Regions from separate parts of the Homo sapiens genome. Here regions 1 and 3 are each linked to region 2. The links are chromatin contacts, found by Hi-C or POLR2A ChIA-PET in ENCODE. All regions are on one chromosome and are shown on one strand. The core of a region is the stretch at or near the end of the contact, and the rest is flanking DNA. Distances in the headings are between cores, read along the strand shown.

Region 1 (4,478 bases), core at 1,350-3,849, 1.5 Mb after region 2:
TTAGGACATTAGGATGGCTACTATAAACAAAAAGAAAAGAGGCTGGGCATGGTAGCTCATGCTTCTAATCCCAGCACTCTGGGAGGCTGAGGCAGGCAGATCACTTGAGGTCAGGAGTTCGAGACCAGGCTGACCAACATGGTGAAAGCCCATCGCTACTAAAAATACAAAAATTAGCCTGTGCAGTGGTACACACCTATAATCCCTGCTACTAGGGAGGCTGAGGTGGGAGAATCACTTGAACCCAGTGCAGTGAGCCAAGATCGTGCCACTGCGCTCGAGCCTGGGTGACAGAGTGAGACTCAGTCTCAAAAAAAGAAAAGAAAATAACAAAGTATTGGCAAGGATATGGAGAAATCGGGACCCTTGGGCTCTGTTGATAAGAATGTAAAATGGTGTAGCCACTGTGGAAAATAGTTTGAAGGCTCCTCAAAAACTTAAAAATAGAATTACCATATGACCCAGCAATTCCACTTCTGGGTATATACCCTAAAAGAAGGGAAGTCAGTATCTCAGAGGAATCTGTACTCCACGTTCATTGTAGCATTATTCACAATAGTCAAAAGGTGGAAACAACCCAAGTACCCAAAAACAGATGATAAACAGCATGTGATACACACACACGCACACACACACACACACACATACACATACTAGAAGATTATTCGACCTTAAAAAGGAAGGAAATTCTGGCCCGTGCTACAACATAAATGAACCTTGAGGACATTACGCGAAGTCAAATAAGGCAGACACAAAAGGACCCATTTTATATGATTCCACTTCGATGAACGTAGAGTAGTCAAAATCACAGAGACAGAAAGTAAAATGGTGGTTCCCAGGATTTGCTGGTAGGAGAACATAGGGACTTGTTTAACTGGTAGAGTTTAAATTCTGAAAGATGGAAAGAGTTCTGGAGACGGATGGTGGCAATGGTTGCACAACAATGAGAATGTCCTTAATGCCACTGAACTGTACACTTAAAAAATGGTTAAGATGGTAAATTTTATGTTATGTGTATTTTACCACAATAAACAACAATAAATAAATCATTTAAAGTCTGCGGCACAATGCCTGGCAGATGGTAAACTCTTACTAGAGGAGAGTTACCATCCACAACAGTCCTGTAAGGTAAAGACCACTCCCCTATGTCAGAGTTGAGGAACCAGAGGCTCTTGGAGGTTAGATGAGTTGCCCAAATTAACCATAAGCAAGCAGCAGACTGGACACATGCCAGGCATTCTGCTGCTGGGCCTGGCTCTCTTCTCTCTGCCCTATGCCTGTGCCCCTGGATCTCCACGGCCTAGGGTGTCTTCGTCTTTCTGCTGCTCTAAACCTTACCTGTCCTTTCTGGCCTGGCTCCCTTATCTGAGCAGCTGGAACTCCAGCTCCCTCACTCTCAAGGCCCTCACCTCTGTGGCCTCTCTGTGTGTGTCCCATGTCTCTGGGAGAATGCACATTCCTTAAGCCCAGGGCTACAGCATTTGCCCACAACCTGACGCCCTACTCCACTGATTTTCTGCCGTAGTCCTAAAAGCAGCAGGAGGAAATGACAAATTAATTGGGACCTCTTTCTTTTCTTGTATTGTCCAGAGATTTAGGCCAATTATTTGTTTGCCTTAATTAAGAAGTTTGCTTGTCTCTGATTGTGTTTAGCTCCAGTGTGCAATCCACAGAATGGGGCTGGGTTTGAATTCCACCACACCATTATATATTGATTTCCCTCATTACTCCACTCTGTCCAAGTGTCACTGGGAGTTTGGGAGTCAGTGAGTTCAAAGCACAGGCTTTGCTGGATTTAAATCTTAGCTTCTTTACTTAGTAGCTTCACCATTGGGAAACTTATTTGTCCTTTCTAAGCCTCAGTTTCCTCATCTGTGAGTTGGGGGGGAAATATCACACTGATTTCAGGAGGCTGCACAACAACTAAATGCAGTTGTGTGGGTCACATCTTTGAAAAACATGCCTGGTGCATATTAAGATTAAATAATTCTTTGTGGTGATTATTCCAGGTTCCCCAGAGCTCTCACCAACAGCAGGGATTCAACCCCCAAGTCTAGCTCCAGCCTGGGTTCCTGTTATAGTTGCTATCAGCCCTAAGTCTAACTTGCCTACTGGGCATCTTTACCTGGACACCCCGTGGTACCTCCACCTCACTATGTCCCACAGTAAGATCATGCTCTTCTCTCCCTCCCAAGCCTGCTACCTTTTCCTCTTCTCTCTTCTGGTGGAAGACCATTGCTCAGTCTTCCAATCTAAAAATATTCGAGATATCTTCGGTTCCTCCCTCTCTTACCCCAGAGCCACTTGCCCAGCAGCTCTTGTTGAGTCTTCCCAAGCATTGCCTCATGTTGCCTGATATGGTTTGTCTGTGTCCCTACCCAAATCTTATCTTGAGTTTTAGCTCCCATAATTCCCACATGTTGTGGGAGGGACCTGGTGGGAGATAATTGAGTCATAGGGGCAGTTTCCCCCATTCTGTTCTCATGATAGTGAATAAGTCTCACAAGATCTGACGATTTTATAAGGGGTTTCCCCTTTCACTTGGCTCTTATTCTCTCTTGTCTGCCATCATGTAAGACATGCCTTTCACCTTCTGCTGTGATTGTGAGGCCTCCCCAGCCACATGGAACTGTAAGTCTATTAAATCTCTTTTTCTTTATAAACTACCCAGTCTCAGGTATGTGTCTATCAACAGCGGGAGAACAGACTAATACATTGCCCCTTCTCTTTTCTCTTCTCATGGCTGCTGTGTAGTTCAGGCTCTCACCATCAGCTTCCTTCCTCTTACAAACCCCACACTCCACCCACTCTATCCTGTCTTCTACAGTGCAATCAAAGGTTTAAAAATTAAAATATGAACATGCTCCTTCTACAGCTACAGACCTCCCATAGCTCCTCACTATGTAGAATAAAATGCAAACTCTTTAGTATCCTGTTGAAAGCCCTCTGCAGTGTAACCCCAATGCCCTGCCAACATCTGTTCTCAGTCACTCTTACCTAGTACCCTACATTCCAGCCCCACAGAACCCACTCCTCTCCTTCCATGTCAGGTCCCTTTTTGACTCTGTGACATTGAATTTTGTGTTCCCACCTCCTGGAATGATCTTCCTTATATTCTCTGCCTGGAGAAAACTAACCTCTGGTATTTTTTTACTTTATCAACCATTCCCTGCTATATTCCTGTATTCTCATAGGACTTACCATCTCTGTTTTGCAATTATTTGTATGTCAGGCTCTTTATTGATACTGTGAGCTTCTGCAGGGCAGGACTGTGTGCTATGAACTTGCCTCTGTATCTTCAGTACCTACCTCCAGACATTCCCACAGTGGGTACCTACTAGACGCATAAATGAATAAATTTCTTGGTCTACTAGCTGGGACCCTGGGTCTCTACTTTCCTGCCCCAGAGCTTATAACTCAGCTGTAAGAGCTTCCCTAAGTTAATGTCAATTGCCTCTGATATCTAGGAGTTTGTTAGTGGACCTCTGCTGCAGACAATTCTTACTACAGAAACTTGGAAGGGATTCTTGGGAATTCAGGTACAAACCCAGCCAGCAACATCTCTGTTTTCATCTATTTCTTGTTCCAATTTTGGTACTGAACGAGTGAGCCTGAGAAGAAGAGGATAACCCAGTGGGTGTTACCTGTGGGTCTGGATGTCGGCTAACAATGATGGGGACTGGACCGGGATCACAGTGACTCAGGATCGTGTAGACTTCATTGAGCGTCAGGCAGTGCACAGGGGAATCACTGATTTCCACAATCTCGTCCCCACACCTGTGCAAGCATCAATAAGAAGCCATCAGTAAGTGAATCAATGAGACATTTGAACAGTCACTGCCCCAGGGGCCCACTCCTGGCTGGGCTGTTTGATGAGATATAAAAATCACATGAATAAGTAGACCCCACTAGCCACCAGACCAAAACTCAGAACAGGGCAGACCAAAGTAGCATATCCCATACCCCCTTACCGTACAACCACAAAGCAGCAGACATTTCCTATTTACAGTGGGTCAACATTAACAAAAGTTCATCTGTAACTTTCCTCCTTCTTTTCACATTTAACTATGCCCATTAAAGACTGAGGGTGTGGGTTAGCCAATTCAACTAAATAACAATTAACCAGGATTTAATCCACCACATCCTCTCCTTGGGCCTCTGTGTTCCCATAAGTAGACTAGTTAGAAGGAAGGATTGGATCTAACATAGCACACACAGGATGTTGAATATCGGACCTAACATCCTACATGTGCTAAAAGGCAGAGAAAAAATAACTCAACAGGAGAGCAGTTGAGATTCTTGCAAAAAGAAATAAGGAGAAAAGGTGATGGCATTCATTCTAGTTGTGAGGTGGGAAGGGAGTTAATAGCAACCTAAACCTTAAAAAAAAAAAAGGTAGGAAACACGGGGTCACATAGATACATGGAAGATTTGTATAATCCAGTCCCCTTCCCGACCTAGATAGGGAAATTGAGTTG
Region 2 (4,090 bases), core at 1,511-4,010:
AGTGTAGACTGAGAAATACAGTCCATGTCAGCTCCCATCCTGGGAGTGCACTGAGACAGGTGGTGGGAATGGGAGGAGGAAAGGAGGGAGATGCCAGGAAGCTGGGATCAGGAGCCGTTTGCCAAAGCAAGGCCTGTGAGGTGTTGATTCGGGAACAAGTGAAAGTGTTTGTGAAGGTTTTGAGCTGGGAAAAGTTGGAATCAGATTTTGTACTTGCTGTTATCCCCAAGGGTAAACAATAAGCAAACGAAAAAATCAGGGCGAAGCTAAAGCTCTAGTTAGGGCATCTCTCTGCCTTGAAAATGACCTCAAGAAATCTAGGAACCTCTGTGGAATGCAACTTGAAGATGGAAAGGTGCCTTTGTCTGAAGGTCCCTCCCCTTTTATGCCTGCTGCCGGTGTGAGGGTTGGGGATTGGGCCCTGGGACTCAGTCACTCAGTCTTCTTGGAGAGATAAACTTTTAGCTGAAGTGATTGATTTTCCCCTATTTTAATATACTATTTTAACTAATATGAGTTACTTATGATTTTTAACAGTCTGTTTTAAATATCTTTCTTGTATATTCCTCACATTATATCTTTTTACTATCTGCTTTATACTGTGTTATTTCTGTTAGTTTTCTTATCTATTTGGTTTTTCAAGCGGAAACTGTCAATCTTTCTAATTATAAAATTGTCGTGGGTGGCTGGGTGCAGTGACTAACACCTGTAATCCCAGCACTTTTGGAGGCCGAGGTGGGCGGATCAGTTGAAGTCAGGAGTTCGAGACCAGCCTGGCCAAAATGGCCAAACCCCGTCTCTACTAAAAATACCAAAAAAAAAAAAAAAAAGAGAGAGAAAAAGAAAAGTTAGCCGGGCGTGGTGGTGCATGCCCTATAATCCCAACTACTCAGGAGGCTGAGGCATCAGAATTGCTTGAATCCAGGAGGCAGAGGTTACAGTGAGCCGAGATTGCACCACAGCATTCCAGCCTGGGCGAAACAGTGAGACTCTGCCTCAAAAAAAAAAGAAAAGAAAAAATAAAATTATCCTCTCTCTATATATTAATATATGTCTTAGTCCATTCAGGCTGCTATAACAGAATACCATTGAGTGGGTGGCTTGTAAACAACAAACATTTATTTCTCATGGTTCTGGAGGCTGGAAAGTCCAAGATTAAAGCACCAGCAGATTCAGTGTCTGGTAAGGAAGGGCTGCTTCTTGGTTCGTAGATACCTGTATTCTTACTGCATCTTCACATGGAAGAGCTCTCTGGGACCCCCAATGTAATGGCACTAATTTTATTCATGAGGGCTTGCCTTCATGACCTAATCACCTCCCAAAGGCCACATTTCCAAATACCATCACATTGGGGATTTGGTTTCAACATGGGAATTTTAGGGGAATATAAACTGTCTATAGCATATGTATATATATGTATGATGGTTAATTTTAATGTGTCAACTTGATTGGGTCACCAGGTGTTTAGTCAGACATTATTCTGGGTGTGTGTGTGTGATGGTGTTTCTGGATGAGATTAACCTTTGAGTTAGTAGACTGAGTAAAACTGGTTGCCCTCCCTCATGTGAGTGGGCCTCATCCAATCGATTGAAGGTCTGAATAGAACAAAAGCTTGAATAAGAGGGAATTCTTCCTGCCTAACTGCCTTCAAGTGGGAATATGGGTTTTTTTCCTGCCTTCCAACTCAAATGGAAACATTGGCTCTCCAGGGTCTTGAGCCTGCTGGCCTTTGGACTAGAACCACACCATTGGCTCTCCTGGATCTTCCGCTTACTAACTGCAGATCTTGGGACTTTTTGGTCTTCATAATTACATGAGTCAATTCCTTATGATAAATCTGTTTCCATATATGTATACATTCTATTGGTTCTGTTTCTCTGGACAACTCTGACTATTACACTGTGTGTGTGTGTGTGTGTGTGTGCGTGCGTGCATGTGAGAGAGAGAGAGGAGAGAGAGATTATACTGTTATGCTGGTCTGTGGGCTCAGCATCAAAGTAGGAATTTTGCAACACACCCACAGTTAACACTCACTTTTTTCCTCAACACCTAGACTCTTTCAACTTCTTAACAGAGTCAGAATTTTGGAAGAAAAGAACATTAACACTAAATTGTCATTTTATAAATTATTAAACTAAAGCTTAGAGAAATAGTCAATCATAGTCCATAAGGAATGTATTGGCTGGATAGTCCCATTTCTATGCCATACCATGGCAAGTAAAAAAAAAAAATAATAATGTTTGCTTAAGGCTTATATGGGAAGTGTGTCCTGTGCTTTGATTAGAAAAGTGCCCCCAAAATGTTTTTTAACCTTGTATGGTTCATGAGCACCTCTGAGAATCTATTGAAACCTGTGAGTTCTCTTCCCGGAAGTGATTCTATAAGGACACAGACATAATTTTGCATATAATTTTAGAAACTCATTCACTTAAAAAAAAAAAAAAGGAATCTTCTTCCTGGTCTTGCCGTGACAGTCCCCAGCCCTCTCCACATGACCAGCCATCTGAGACCCATGGTAGAGCCACAAGTCTAAAACCCCTCACAGCACAGAAAGTAACTCAGAGCACGGCATGTGACCTCTCCTGGTGACACTTGAGTAGTAAGAAGTGGCAACTCAGCCACAGCAGGTCTATATTTGGACCTTCACTCATGGCAGGCCTGTTGCTATTTGTGGCTGCAGCCAGCTCATGTTACCATCCAGCTTTGGTGCCCCACTTGCAGAACTCTGGTGTAAAATAGGCAGGGGTAGCCTGTGGGGCATGCAGAGGTCACTAGGAAGGAAAGCCTGCTGAACACAGATTCAATTTTCTAGCAGAACTCCAGGTCCTCTGAGTTAAAGGAAGCATTTATGGACGCTTAGCAGGCAAGTTTTGGGGTAGTCATATTCTTCCAATGCAAATTGTATTATTAGAAACTCAATGCTGCAATATTAATGCAATATCTTTCCTGTAGGTGGGAAGAGATATCATGGTAAATTGCAGATGTTTAAATTACAATAAATAGTGTAAATGTTTTCTGTGCCTTCTTAAAGCAAGAATTCGCATTAACTGAACATGATGTTGGGACAGGATGTGAGAGGCTCTGATGAAGGCAGACAGGGGCTGGTGATTCTTATAATGTGTCTTTAGGATATCTGTAGTGCTGGGACCCATTAGTTAGAACCATTTGGTAGAACAGTTTGGAAATATAGATGTTGAATATCATCTGGCTATACTATTGTGTTGTAAATACATTTTATTTAATCTGTGTGTACATGCTGAAAAATAATAACTTCATGCATTGATTCAAATACTAAAAAACAGCATCGTAATTATTTTTCACTTGTTATGCATACAGCCTCCTCCTATAGAAAGTTTTCAGGTTCGGGCAGTGTCTGCAAAGCTGATTTGAATCATTTCATATCACTGTAACACTTTAAGGCAAGCTTTCTTTCACTGCTGTGGCTCAGGAATTGCCAAGGGCTGCATGGAAGAGCTAAAATTATAGGCAAAGTTATGTTCCTGCCCTTATGGAATCACTTCTGGGAAGAGAATTCACAGGTTTCAGTAGATTCAGTAGATATGCCCATGATCCATAAAAGGTTAATAAACAAGCCAAGTGAGGTGGCAGATTGCATGAGCCCAGGAGTTCAAGACCAGTCTGGGCAACATAGCAAGAACCTGTCTCTAAAAAAAAAAAAAAAAAAAAATTATTGGGGGACTTTTCTAAGTAATGCACAGGGATACACCTCCCATATAAGCCTTAGACAAACATCTTTTTTATTTTTTTTAACTGCTTCCCTTGGCATAGAGGAAAGGGTATCCAGCAAAGACATTCATAATGGACTATGACTAATTGCTTTACTTCTCTAAGCTTTAGTTTCACCATTTATAAAATGACAGTTTATTGTCAACTTTCCTTTCTCCCCAAATCCTGATTTTGTTAAGAAAGAGTCTAGGTGTTGAGGGGAAAAGTGACTGTTAACTGTAGGGTGTGTTGCAAAATTCCTACTTTGACACTGAGCCAGTTTGTGTTGAGACCACTTTGTGTTGTGTGTTCGAAGGGCAAGTGCCAGCTTGAAAGCATGTGTTCTTATCTGTATTTGCACTAA
Region 3 (3,966 bases), core at 350-2,849, 1.1 Mb before region 2:
TGTGACTTCAGGATGATCATCTTTTGAGCAAGTGTATAGCTAGATAAATCAATTATAGTCACAAGGAACTGGAGATGGAGCTGTTTTTATTTAAGAAATGGGCAACAATTTCTTATTCACAGACAATGAACTCAATAAAGAATTGTTTTTTATATCAAGAAATAGGTAACAAGCTGGTACAGAAACACATCACTATTGCCTCTTGCTTTCCTCCTTTCTTCCCTAGCAGTGTTGAATCCTGTTAGAGAAGAAGGCTCTCCTCAGACTAGCAGGACCATTATGTAACCCAGCATGCTTCTACAAGCTGCTGGCTCTCTCCTGGAAAAAGCAAACTCCATAAATAGCAGGCACTCAGCAGTTATAGGATAGATCAGGGGGAGTAACCCCATAAAAGCAAATAAACATCCAACACCCCACCTTGGAGAGCCCAGGCTAATACATCAAATACATTTGCCTTTGGGTAAATAAAGATCCACTGGCTGTTCAACCCAATCTCAGTGGTAAGTTTCACCCTGGGGTAATATTTTACTGCTATTGCCCTTGGAGTCAGTAAATATTTGTATGGAAAATATTATGCAACACACTGTTCCTGTTATTCCTACACCACTAGTTTCTAGAACCTAAAACATTTTTGTAAACTTACCTTTATTTTGGCATCAAATCTTTGTCTCTGCTGGTTTTTTTCCAATATAACTCTCAACCTTTGAAAAGTTTATTAAATTTGCAACTTTGAAATGAGGAATAGTATTTCCTTTCACATAAAAACAGACTCTTAATTTTGCAAAGTGGCCAAGACATGTTGTCTGCTCTATTATTCCTAGCTTGGAAGCTCTGTGGGCAAGAGATTGCTGAGGAAGAGAATGTGTAAGAACTCTTGCTGAGGCACAGTGATGAGAGAAAGGGGATACAGTACACAGGCTGATGCATGAATAAACCAGTAAGCTTTCTTCAGTAAATTTAAGAAACAATTTCTAGATTTGTTGCTAAATCTTGTTCTGGTTTGGTGGGCAATGGAAGAGCACTGACTAAACTCAACCCTGCCTTGACCTCCTGGGCAGGTCAAACCAAGGCTGTCATCCTTAGAACTAAAACCCCAAGCACGTCACACTACTCAGGTATGGACATAAGGATTGTTACAAAAGGACTAGACATAATTTGAAGACATGAGTGAAAAATGCAACCTGAAAGCACTACTCAAAAATGAAAGACTGGAGCTTAGGGGACCTCGGTGATCATAAAGTCCAACACCTTTCTTCATTATTCATATTAAGAAACAGGGTCCAGAGAGCTAAGGAACTCACCTGAAATTCCTTGAGAGACGTGGAACTGAGGCTTTATCCCATGTCCCTGATCCATTTCCAATTTTCTTTTGACTTTTGAGAGTTCCTTGCTATCAAGTGTCTCAGGTAAGGATCCTATCTCACATTCTGTTGAACTTCATTTTACCAGTGAGAAGTGAGCCAATGATTACTTTTATGGGAGAGAATTAACTAATGTCATAGTAGCGAAGGTCTCTAAGAGGCAGAGGGCATAGTGTGTGCAAAGGTCCAAATGGCATGAATGAGCAGGAGTGTGGGTCATGGTGCATAATTTACTGTGGCTGCTGAGCAAGTTCCTTAGGGTGAGTCTGAGTGTGTGTGTGTGTGTGTGTCTGTCTCTGTCTCTCTGTCTCTCTCTGTCTCTCTGTGTGTGTGTGTGTCTGTCTCTGTCTCTCTGTCTCTCTCTGTCTCTCTCTGTGTGTGTGTGTGTGTGTGGTAGAGGTGACAGGAGATGTGGTTTAAGAGTTGGATCCAGGGTCACAAAGGCATTTATATGCTGTTATAGGTTGAATTGCCTTCCCACAAAAGATGTGGAAGTTATAACCCCCAGTACTTGTGACTGTGACCTTATTCGGAAATAAGTTCTTTGCAGATGATCAAGAGGAGGTCATTAGAGTAGGCCCTACTCCAATATAAGTGATGTCCTTATGAAAAGGAGAAGTGTGGACACAAAGACACAGAGAAGGAAAACAATATGAAATCACAGGGACAATGCCATTCACAAGCCAAAGAATGCCAGAGGTTACCTGCCAGGAGAAAGCCATGGAACCAAGGCTCTCTCACAGCTCTAAGAAAGAATCAACGCCGCGGACACCTTAATTTTGGACTTCTGGTCTCCAGATCTGGGAGATGATAAATTTCTGTTCTTTAAGCCACTCTGTTTCTGGTGCTTTGTTATGGCAGCCCCGGCAAAAGAAACACATGCCAAAGTAGAGAATGTGGGTTTTAATCCATAGATAAAGGAGTGTTGTTGAAGGTTTCATGCAGAGGCACACACAGTCATTTTGCAACTTAGAAAGATAAAGATCTTTCATAGTCGTGTGTGCACATGGATCAGAGCAGGAAACAGGAGAGTCAAGAGTTCATTTAGAAACTTGTGAAACAGTTCAGGTAAAACATATCTGAATTAAGGCAGTGGCAGTTACACATGATTAGGACAAATTCATCAAGTACTGAAAAGTAAATGGTCAAGAATCTCAAGTTCATATTATCAGAGAACAAAAACCATAAAAGGCCACTTTATGTGATTCCACTCAAAAAAGAAACTCAGGTTTCATGATAAAGTGGGGGAAAATGTTTGATTTAGTCTTGAAAATTTAAATTAAAAATTATAAAATCAAGTTATCTTATCTTGAACATAATTGTGGTTGTAATGCCAACTTTATGCACTAATTCTTAGAATGGCAGAGAATGAATTGTAAATTGTTTCATATTTTGGCTTTCTTTTCTGAAAAAATTATATGATGACACATTATGGCTACCTTCACTTCCAGAGCAAGAGTGGAACAGTTATTTTCACAAAAATAAAACTGAGAGTTTCATCAGTGTTCTTAGGGCCTCTCTTTTCATCCTGTGATATGCAAATCATTCTCATTTGAAGTGCCTTTCATGTTGTTATCATTTTCGTTTTCTCTGTTTTAGTTGTTACTTGGCTAGAAACAGGACAGAACTCTGGTGAAGACTAGCTTCATGTCAATCTGCAGTAAGATTTAAATCTAGAAATAAAATATACCCCAACATATTGGGTTGTATTTTCTTCTTTTTACTCTTCTTTGTTAATGGCTAGCAATATATCATAGCTAGCTGGGTGTGGTCACTCATGCCTATAATCCTAGGGGCTTGGAAGGTTGAGATGAGAGGATGTCTTGAGCCCAGGAGGTCAAGGCTGTAGTGAGCCATGACTGCACCACTGCACTCCAGCTTAGATGACAGAGAAAAACCTAATCTCTAAAAACATTTAAAAATTTTTAAAAATTAGTGATGCACATGGCTCATTCCTGTAATCCCAGCAACTTGGGAGGCTGAGGCAGGAGGATCACTTGACCCCAGAAGTTCAAGGCTGCAGTGAACTGTGATCATACCGTTGCACTCCAGCCTGAGCAACAGAGAGAGACCCTATCTCAAAAAAAAGAAAAAAAAAAAATCACACAGCCAAATTGTAGTCACAATTTTAAGTCTGTGTAAATTCGAAACCATTTTTTTTTAGTCATCTTTCTAGAAAGAGAGTACTGGCTAGAGTAGACAAAGGGGATGGCTAGTGGAGGGACTGGAAATCAGGAGACCAGCTCTACTAGTAGCATAATATGTGGGCTCCCACAGCCTCCATTTGGCCATCCAGAAAAGGCAGAATTTGGACTAGATGACATCTCATGAGAAATACTCCATGTTTGGGCTTTATGTTGTAGTATGCAATTTATTTAGTGTATGCTCATGGAGAAGTCATCAATTACCTAAAAATCCTAAATTTCAGTTTTCATATACAGAAAACAAGAGCCTTTATTCATTATATATTTATTAGCACATTTCTGAAAGAATGTGAAGCCATTAATAAGAATAGTACTAGCTACTTTTCACCAAAAAGAGACTTAGGGCAGTGATTTTCAAATTGTTGCACAGCAAAACACCTGATACAGTGCAGGTGTAAGTT

What was found. Hi-C counts contacts between places; a loop is a spot of excess contacts on that map. ChIA-PET counts read pairs that join two places held with the same protein, here RNA polymerase II (POLR2A). Pooled maps may share reads with other maps.
Region 1: a map with no recorded cell type shows a loop between it and region 2 (11-fold over the local background). The contact joins the enhancer-like site here to the promoter of FSD2 in region 2. A Hi-C loop is called at or near these places in 1 of 168 maps with a recorded cell type or tissue (naive thymus-derived CD4-positive, alpha-beta T cell), 7 of 37 single-sample maps with no recorded cell type and 11 of 50 pooled maps.
Region 3: a loop to region 2 is called in a map with no recorded cell type, with 7 times the contacts of the local background. The contact joins the enhancer-like site here to the promoter of FSD2 in region 2. A Hi-C loop is called at or near these places in 2 of 37 single-sample maps with no recorded cell type and 7 of 50 pooled maps. POLR2A ChIA-PET finds 5 or more read pairs at or near these places in 1 of 52 experiments (B cell).

What each region holds. Positions count from the first base shown.
Region 1 is chr15:81,284,997-81,289,474 of GRCh38, reverse strand. IL16 (interleukin 16) reads right to left here. Exons shown (of 19, transcript NM_172217.5): 10 at 3,645-3,777. Among named protein-coding and RNA genes, the nearest start is that of STARD5, 37 kb to the left of the region's middle. RefSeq lists an enhancer at 2,618-2,697. Within about 2 kb of position 2,599, at least 6 of the 41 ENCODE cell types and tissues checked have a DNase peak (open chromatin) inside an H3K27ac peak, as active enhancers do.
Region 2 is chr15:82,804,739-82,808,828 of GRCh38, reverse strand. FSD2 (fibronectin type III and SPRY domain containing 2) reads left to right here and starts at 2,760. Exons shown (of 13, transcript NM_001007122.4): 1 at 2,760-2,863. RefSeq lists an enhancer at 2,377-2,476.
Region 3 is chr15:83,927,469-83,931,434 of GRCh38, reverse strand. The region is part of intron 17 of ADAMTSL3 (ADAMTS like 3); the gene reads right to left. Among named protein-coding and RNA genes, the nearest start is that of ADAMTSL3, 280 kb to the right of the region's middle. RefSeq lists enhancers at 2,877-3,076, 3,097-3,266. Within about 2 kb of position 1,599, at least 2 of the 41 ENCODE cell types and tissues checked have a DNase peak (open chromatin) inside an H3K27ac peak, as active enhancers do.